3 separate regions of the Mus musculus genome follow, and regions 2 and 3 are each linked to region 1. Evidence: chromatin loops called from intact Hi-C (ENCODE). Cell type or tissue: heart. All regions are shown on one strand.

The links. Hi-C counts contacts between places; a loop is a spot of excess contacts. Peaks named below come from ENCODE experiments on the same cell type or tissue, not always from the same donor. Only the 100,000 strongest peaks of a DNase experiment are listed, where the experiment ranks them.
Region 2: a loop joins it to region 1, with 7 times the contacts of the local background. A loop is called at or near these places in 9 of 42 quality-filtered maps.
Region 3: a loop joins it to region 1, with 5 times the contacts of the local background. A loop is called at or near these places in 2 of 42 quality-filtered maps.

Annotation. Positions count from the first base shown.
Region 1 is chr8:90,792,678-90,795,177 of GRCm38, reverse strand. No RefSeq gene overlaps it. Among named protein-coding and RNA genes, the nearest start is that of Gm19935, 23 kb to the left of the region's middle. In heart, a CTCF peak has its summit at 1,205 (motif pointing right); a DNase peak (open chromatin) is centred at 1,267; H3K27ac peaks cover 215 bases.
Region 2 is chr8:91,018,722-91,021,221 of GRCm38, reverse strand. All of the region lies in intron 25 of Chd9 (chromodomain helicase DNA binding protein 9), which reads right to left. Among named protein-coding and RNA genes, the nearest start is that of Gm39221, 39 kb to the left of the region's middle. In heart, a CTCF peak has its summit at 1,232 (motif pointing right); no DNase peak of the experiment used is centred here.
Region 3 is chr8:90,953,737-90,956,236 of GRCm38, reverse strand. All of the region lies in intron 3 of Chd9 (chromodomain helicase DNA binding protein 9), which reads right to left. Among named protein-coding and RNA genes, the nearest start is that of Gm39221, 100 kb to the left of the region's middle. In heart, a CTCF peak has its summit at 1,307 (motif pointing right); a DNase peak (open chromatin) is centred at 806; H3K4me3 peaks cover 1,517 bases; H3K27ac peaks cover 1,656 bases.

The DNA of each region.
Region 1 (2,500 bases):
AAGCGAACAATTCAGGCTTTCTTAGGTCTCCAGGAGGCTTCTCCTGGAGCCACACACTGGAATCACCCAGGGAGACCTTAAAAACCAGAGATGCTCATCCTAGCCCTAATGATCTTGCTGGCTGAGGTTTTGACTAGATGGTCCCAAGGGGCAGCCAGGGTTTACAACCGGAAGCAAAGAAGGAAGGAGAAAGGAAGAAGAGTGAGGAAGGGAAGACAGGAAGAAGGAGGGGGCTAGGAAGGGAGAGAGGAAAGGGAGAATGAACGGTTCATCTTAATAAAGACAAAGATTCACACGAAGACCACCGTGTAGTCCTCCCGTCTGTATTCCCACCATCCCAGGCTCCAGTGTTTGACATTCCAGCCACACAGCTCTATGTTCCCTTCTTCAAGCTCATCCTACTCTCCCTGGACACAGAAGTTTTGACTTGCTAACTCCCTGGCTTTTTGCCATCATAGCTCTGGTCCCTCACCCTTCATATTTTCACTCTCACTTTCCCAGGATGCCTTTCAGGACGCTCTAGGGCATCCCCTGTATCCTCTGCAGCACCATCAACTGCACTGAACATTTGACTAGAACTTTTACTCTTAGTCGTTCTAGCTAGGGCTTCATGAACATAAAAGCTACATTTTAACTTATTATTTATATATAATATGTTAATATAATAACATGTAATAAGTTTATAAAATATACTTAAAATGGAACACGCACACACACACACACACACACACACTTAAAATAGAACACACACACACACACACACACACACACACACACACACACACACACACACACACACACACACACACACACATACACACACACTAGGTTTTCCTTCTAAAGTCCAAGCTAGCCTAGAACTAGCTATATAGACCAAACTGGCCTTGAACTTGTGATTCTCCTGAAGAGGGCCTAGCTTGTGGGATTGGCATCTGGTACATGAATGCACAGGTAAGTTTATTATTATTGTGCTGGGGGAATAAAACCTGGGATCTTGTGTATGCTGGGTAAGGAAGTGCTCTATCACTTAACTATAAGTCCAGCCTTAAGGTATCTTAAAGCTACATATAGAAATAGATATGTCGAATACATATAAAGCTAGATGAAGTTCCACTGAGCATTGGATACATTTGCAAGAATTTTCTTTACAGGTTTTGTATTTTAAAACTCAGTAGCAAAAAAATGGTGTGGAAAGATCAGCATGGGGAGTGACCACTAGAGGGCAGGAGAGGCAAAGAGATGCAGGCCAGCCTGGCAGCCCTGAGCATGGATGTCTTGCACATTCTCAGAGCAGGGATTTTGGGGCCATGGAGAAAACTCTGGAATCCAGAAGCCAAAGATGTCTCCTTTGTAATCCCTCGTGTCGTGTGCAGAGAGACAGCTTGTTGTCACCTTCCTTAACTGTGCTGAGCAGACACAGCCAGGATAGCAAGCATGAGCCATTTTAGGAACACTCAGGAATGTCAAGAAGACGCTCGTCCTAGAAGTTGCATAGACTGGCTCTCAAGAACAGGCAAAAACTGAGGATTCAGAGCTATCTATAGTCTGAAGCTGGGGGCCTACTTCCTTTCTCCCGTGTCAAATTGTGCTCAATGCCCCTCCCACCTCCCCCTCCCTTCCTCCCTTGGCACTGGGGATCAAACCCAGGGCCTTGTGCATGTCAGGCATATTCAGTTGCTGAGCTGCATTCCTCCCTGCTATTTTATTTTCCAGACACAGTCTTGCTATGTTATGTAGTCCAGGTTGGTCTGGAACTCTTGCATCAGCTTCAGGTTCCAAATTTGAGGATTGCAGGCAGAGTGCCCTTCTGTGATCAGCTCGGCATACGATGACTGAAGCAATGGATCTGAGAGATCATGGACCAAACTCTCTGGAACTGGCAACTGACAATAAGCCAAAGTAAGTCCTCCTCTTCCTCCTCCTCCTCTTCCTCCTCTCCTCCTCTTCCCTTCCTCCTCTTCCCTTCCTCCTCCTCCTCCTCTCCCTCCTCCTCCTCCTCTCCCTCCTCTTCCTCCTCTTCCTCCTCCTCCTCCCCACCTCCTGTCAACTTGGCACAAGCTGGAGTTATCACAGAGAAAGGAGCCTCTCTTGAGGAAATGCCTCCTTGAGATCCAGCTGTAAGGCATTTTCTCAATTAGTGATCAAGCGGGGAGGGCCCATTGTGGGTGGTGCCATCACTGCACTGGTAGTCTTGGGTTCTATAAGAAAGCAAGCTGATGAAAGGACCCAGATATAGCTCTCTCTTGTGAGACTATGCCGGGGCCTAGCAAACACAGAAGTGGATGCTCACAGTCAGCTATTGGATGGATCACAGGGCCCCCAGTGGAGGAGCTAGAGAAAGTACCCAAGGAGCTAAAGGGGTCTGCAACCCTATAGGTAGAACAACAATATAAACTAACCAGTACCCCCCAGAGCCCGTGTCTCTAGCTGCATATGTATCAGAAGATGGCCTAGTCGGCCATCATTGGAAAGAGAGGCCCATTGGTCTTGCAAACTTTAG
Region 2 (2,500 bases), 230 kb before region 1:
GGTTTCTCTGTGTAGCCCTGGCTGTCCTGGAACTCACTCTGTAGACCAGTCTGGCCTTGAACTCAGAAATCCACCTGCCTCTGCCTCTCAAGTGCTGGGATTAAACGTGTGCGCCACCATCACCTGGCAGTTTGTCTGTTTTTATAACAGCGAGCTGGCAATAACTCGTCTACTCCCTCCCACCCCATGATACCATTCTCCCTGAAACGTTCTCCAAATGATGCAGGTGACATCACCTGTAGGCCTGTTTATTTCTTTGATGGTAATTTAGAACAAGTATAGGATAAAAGATACATTCCTAATGTTTAATAGCTAGCGTGTGTGTGTCCTGTATGTGTCCATGTTTCCTGATATTCAGTAGTCAAAGGGTAGAAACTGAGTGGACTACACTACAGAAAACAAAATAGACTAAGAATTTTACTATTTGATTTCATGACACTATTAATTTTTAAGGAGTCAGAAAACTAATCTAATACAAAGTAATACTATCTCTGTCTGATCACTATCATTTCCTAAATTAATTAGCAATTAATTTAGATCTTAACTGTTAAGTTTCCTGGTAATAATTAAGTTCTATGCCAAAAGTTCTTTAATAATTTGGCTGTCATATAAAAACAAGCTGACAAATGTGCTCCTGGAGCCGACAAAGACCCCTTCATGTGACCAGCAACAGCTGTGAGAGAGAAGGCACATACAAAGAGTTTCCCGAGGAGATAAAGGATGATGAGTGGCTCAGCTCTGTGGTTCGCAGTTGTCTTCAGAAGGGCTTAGCCCATGGGGAGAAAGAACTCGGGGGATGCGACACTGATAATCTGTTAGCACCTTAAGCAGGTACTTCATTGTATCTCCGCTATGAAACAAACCAAAACTGAAAATGTTTCGACTGAGTAGAGAAATAGAATGATTTTTCTGCACTTTTCAAAAGTTGAAAAAAAGATAAAGAAACTTAGCTAAAGAAAATATTTATTTATTTATATTTTTTAAAGATTTATTTATTTTATGTATATGAGTACACTGTAGCTGTCTTCAGACACACCAGAAGAGGACACTGGATCCCATTACAGATAGCTGTAAGCTACCATGTGGTTGCTGGGAATTGAATCCAGGACCTTTAGAAGAGCAGTCAGTGCTCTTAACTGTTGAGACATCTCTCCAGCCCAAAATACTTATTTTTTGATGGAGTTTCTAACTCAAAAGGAGGAGAAATGGGATCAAACAATGTCCCTTGTCCACCACCAGGTGGCGCTTTAAGCCTGGCTCTTTGTGATGAAAAGCTTTGCCCATGCTCCTGCTTGTGAAAGCATCAGTCAGTATACATACAGTTGGTAGTTCAAACCGAGTGCCACAGGAACATGAGGTGTTTGTAAACTGTTAGCAAAAGGGATACAAGACAGACTCACATGTGTTGCTGGGTTTTTCTGGTTCTTTATTGTGTTTTGTTTGGTTTTTGAAGGCTGTGCTATGCTATGGAGGCAAGGCTGATTAGAATTCACTATGCAGATCAGGCAGACAGGAAACTTTTGTTCACTCTGGTTCAGCCTCCCAAGTGATTGATTTCTGCCTTGAAAATGATGTGGTATTTCCTGCCTAAGGCCCTTTAAGACTTCCTAGGTTAAATCTTCCATTCAAAATATGCTTAGTACCAATAACTGCAATGAATTTAAACGGATGCCCTTGACTTTGTAAAGAGGCACCTGCAGGAATTCCTGACCAATAGCATGATGCAGTATTGGATATGTGGCCCTATGTGGCCCAGCACAGACTTGGAGACACAGAAAGACAGGCTTAGTCCATAGAGCTGAGGAAAGGAGGGGTTAGCAGAGAAAGGAGAAAAAGAAAATGTTCTAATCATAGTAACCAATCGTGGCAAGTATAAAAAGGTAAAATTAAAGTAAGAGGTACAGACTTGAGATAGAGATCTGAAAACATTAGAATAGATATAAAACGTTAAGCCACCAAGATGACAACCCCAAATAATGAAAGCTAAGTGGTAAGTGATGTGTGATAGTTGTTCTCAAACATCGCATTGGTGACTCTAGAATGACCTGAGGAGTCATTTGGGTTAGGGGTTATTTGGATTAGCGTAACAGAGGGGAAAAGCTACTCACTCTGCGGGGCACCATTCCCTATGCCTGGACCCTAAGCTCTAGAGAAGAAATAGAGTTGAGCACAGGAGTTTACTACTCTCTGCTTCCTGGCTGAGAAAGTAACATGGCCAGCGGCTTCAAGTTCCTGACATAAAAGAAGTGAGTCTATGACATCAAAAGGAGTATTAATATGGTGGAAGAGACACTGTGTTCAAACGTGATGCATTTTGTGTACAAATTTGTGTTTAAGGTGGAGGAGATGTAAACTTAATAAAATCCAAAGAGATGTATTTATTTTTAAAAAAGAAAAAGAATAATCAACAGAACATTGACTAGGATACCAAAAGTAGGTCAGTAGGTCAGTCATAGCCAGAGGAAAAGAGGCAATTAGTCAGCAAGTATTTATTGAGTAC
Region 3 (2,500 bases), 160 kb before region 1:
ACCTGGAAGTTAGGACAGAGCACAGCTCAGCTACTTGCAAATACAGGTTAAGGGGAGACAGATCGGTTGATACTCCTAATGCATAGAAATGTGGTTATTTCAGATTTTGTCCTGTGATTATTATTTACACTTAGGATGAAAGTCTTTTCTTTCATCTTTCTTCCAAAACTCAAAATTAATAAATTAAAAAAATAGCTATTGTAACTTAGAATCACTTCTCCTTAGAAAAAGAAAAACCCTGTTTTAAGACAAGAAAGAGAACACAAAATTATTTTAATGCAGCAGCATAGCTAGCTAGTTAGTAAACAGGCATTCTCTTATCTAAAATCAAAGAAAGTTTTAGTTTTCTCATGAAAGAGTTAAATGTGGATTTTTGTCTTTATTATAATTTTACTCAAGCTATTTTAGAAAGAAGCAAGCTTTTCAGTTTTATATTACAATTATTAATATTTTAGCAGTCTCACAGGAAACAGACCAAGAGCATTTTAAAAGAATTTCCTCTCCAAACACACATTCGTCCATATAGGCTTAGATCAGTTTTGCTAGGTTCTTACCCGTAAACATGACTGTGACTACAGCAGAGAAAAAACCCAGGAATTTCCAAGCACATTTTCATGCCGATTCCAGTGTGTTCTACTGGGTGTCTTTTCTATACCTGCCTCATCAAGATGTCAGAGCAGTGTCACAGCACTGGGGACAGAAGGACACGGTCTCTAAAATGCCACCTTAAGGCCTACAGACGACAACAAATAGCCCAGGCTGAGAAAACAGCACCCAGCTCAAGATGGCGATGCAGTGCGACTCCTGCCGCCGCTGCAGCAGCCAGTAACGAGGAGGGTTATTCAATCCCATTAGCCTTTTAGCCCAAAGAACCCCTCCTCCTCCCACTCATTCAGGCTTCACTTACCCTTCCTCTTGGCCTCTTCACTGAAGACATTTTTGGCGTCAGACAAAGGCTTGCCCTCTGCTTTTTCACCACCCCAGGCAGTGCTCAAGGAAAAAGCATTGAAAGAAGACTCCTAAATGGCCTATTTAGCAAGCTGCAACCGAGAGATGCACAGCCGTCCACAAATACACATTTTGATTTATCAACACATTCCTGCCTTGGCAAGTTTACGTCTGCTGTTCATCCTCTTTAGCTAGGATAAAGGCTGCAAGCCCTCCTACGAGCTCTTGCCTCAATAGCTGTAAGCAGATTCCAACAAAGCACAGAAAGAAATGAATGCACAAAGCATCAAAACGCATCAGCATGAATATTAGAGATGTCGTTAAAAATACTGACTCCTTCTGCGGAAGTAGGCCAGCAGATGGTGCTACCAGTTATTATTCCATTAGACTCTGCAGTTTAACCCCCAATGGACTGTTCTTCCCTCTGAAAGGCGTTAACTCTCAATCTGCCGCTCCCTACAGTAACGCATTAAAAATACCCATGAAAGTATGGTTTTTTTTTCTTTTCTTTCTTTTTAAAACATCTGGGAACTAAGACAGTGGAGAAATGGCCTTATGTGGCTGAATATTTTTTTTTAATCCAATGCAGTTTTTAGCAGAGAAAAATACTTTTCTTCACAAAATTATAATAAAACATTTAAACTACAAAAAGTAGCTGCCAATAAACAAAGGGTTAAAGAGCAGGTCATGCAAATGACCACTTCACAAGTGACTAGTTCACAATTAAGTCTCTTTTCACAGCAATAACCAAACAACTGTTACTTTTTAAATTGAGAAATAAAACTCTTTTTATTATCTCCATGAACCTATTGATTCTCCAGCAAAAATCTCAATCTCTTTGGCCTTTCCCCTTCATATTCTGTTTTAAACCTATGACAGATGAAATTTAAATTTAATGTCTTGTTAAAATAAATAAATTGACTTGAATTTGTTTTGGTTTTGTTCCCTTGTCTGAGACAGAGTCAACTTCTGCTGTCCTGGAACCCACAGAAATTCACCTGCCTCTGCCTTACCGTGCCTGAGGTTAGAGGCATATGCCACCACACCTGACTCTTGAATTTGATCATTGATAAAAGTTTTATATAGGTGTGTGTGTGAGAGAGAGAGACTATCTTAGTAAGCAATATCTGTCTTTAAATAGTTAAAACTTCACTACTTCATAACCCAAATTTATTTTTCTGTTGTTGTTTTACTTTTTTTTTTCAAGAAAGGTTTTCTTTGTATAGCTCTGGCTGTTTTGAAACTTGCTCTGTAGCCAGAACTCAGAGATCTACCTGCTTCTGTTTCCCAAGTGCTGGAATCAAAGATGTGTGCCACCACTGCCAGGCTTTATCTTTGCATTAATGCCCCCTTTACAGCTGTTCCTTAAAAGTCATCTGATATTGGTGTGAAAGCAGTGTTTTATCATAGTTCCTGTTGGGAAAACTAAAGGTTACAAGAGAAATGAAACTCTCCAAACTGCCCTGGAAGAACCAATCTGGACAGCATTGAGAGCAGAGTCAAGGCAGAGGAACCCCAGTCTCACTTAGTAATTAGTTAGTGCCAGGCAGTG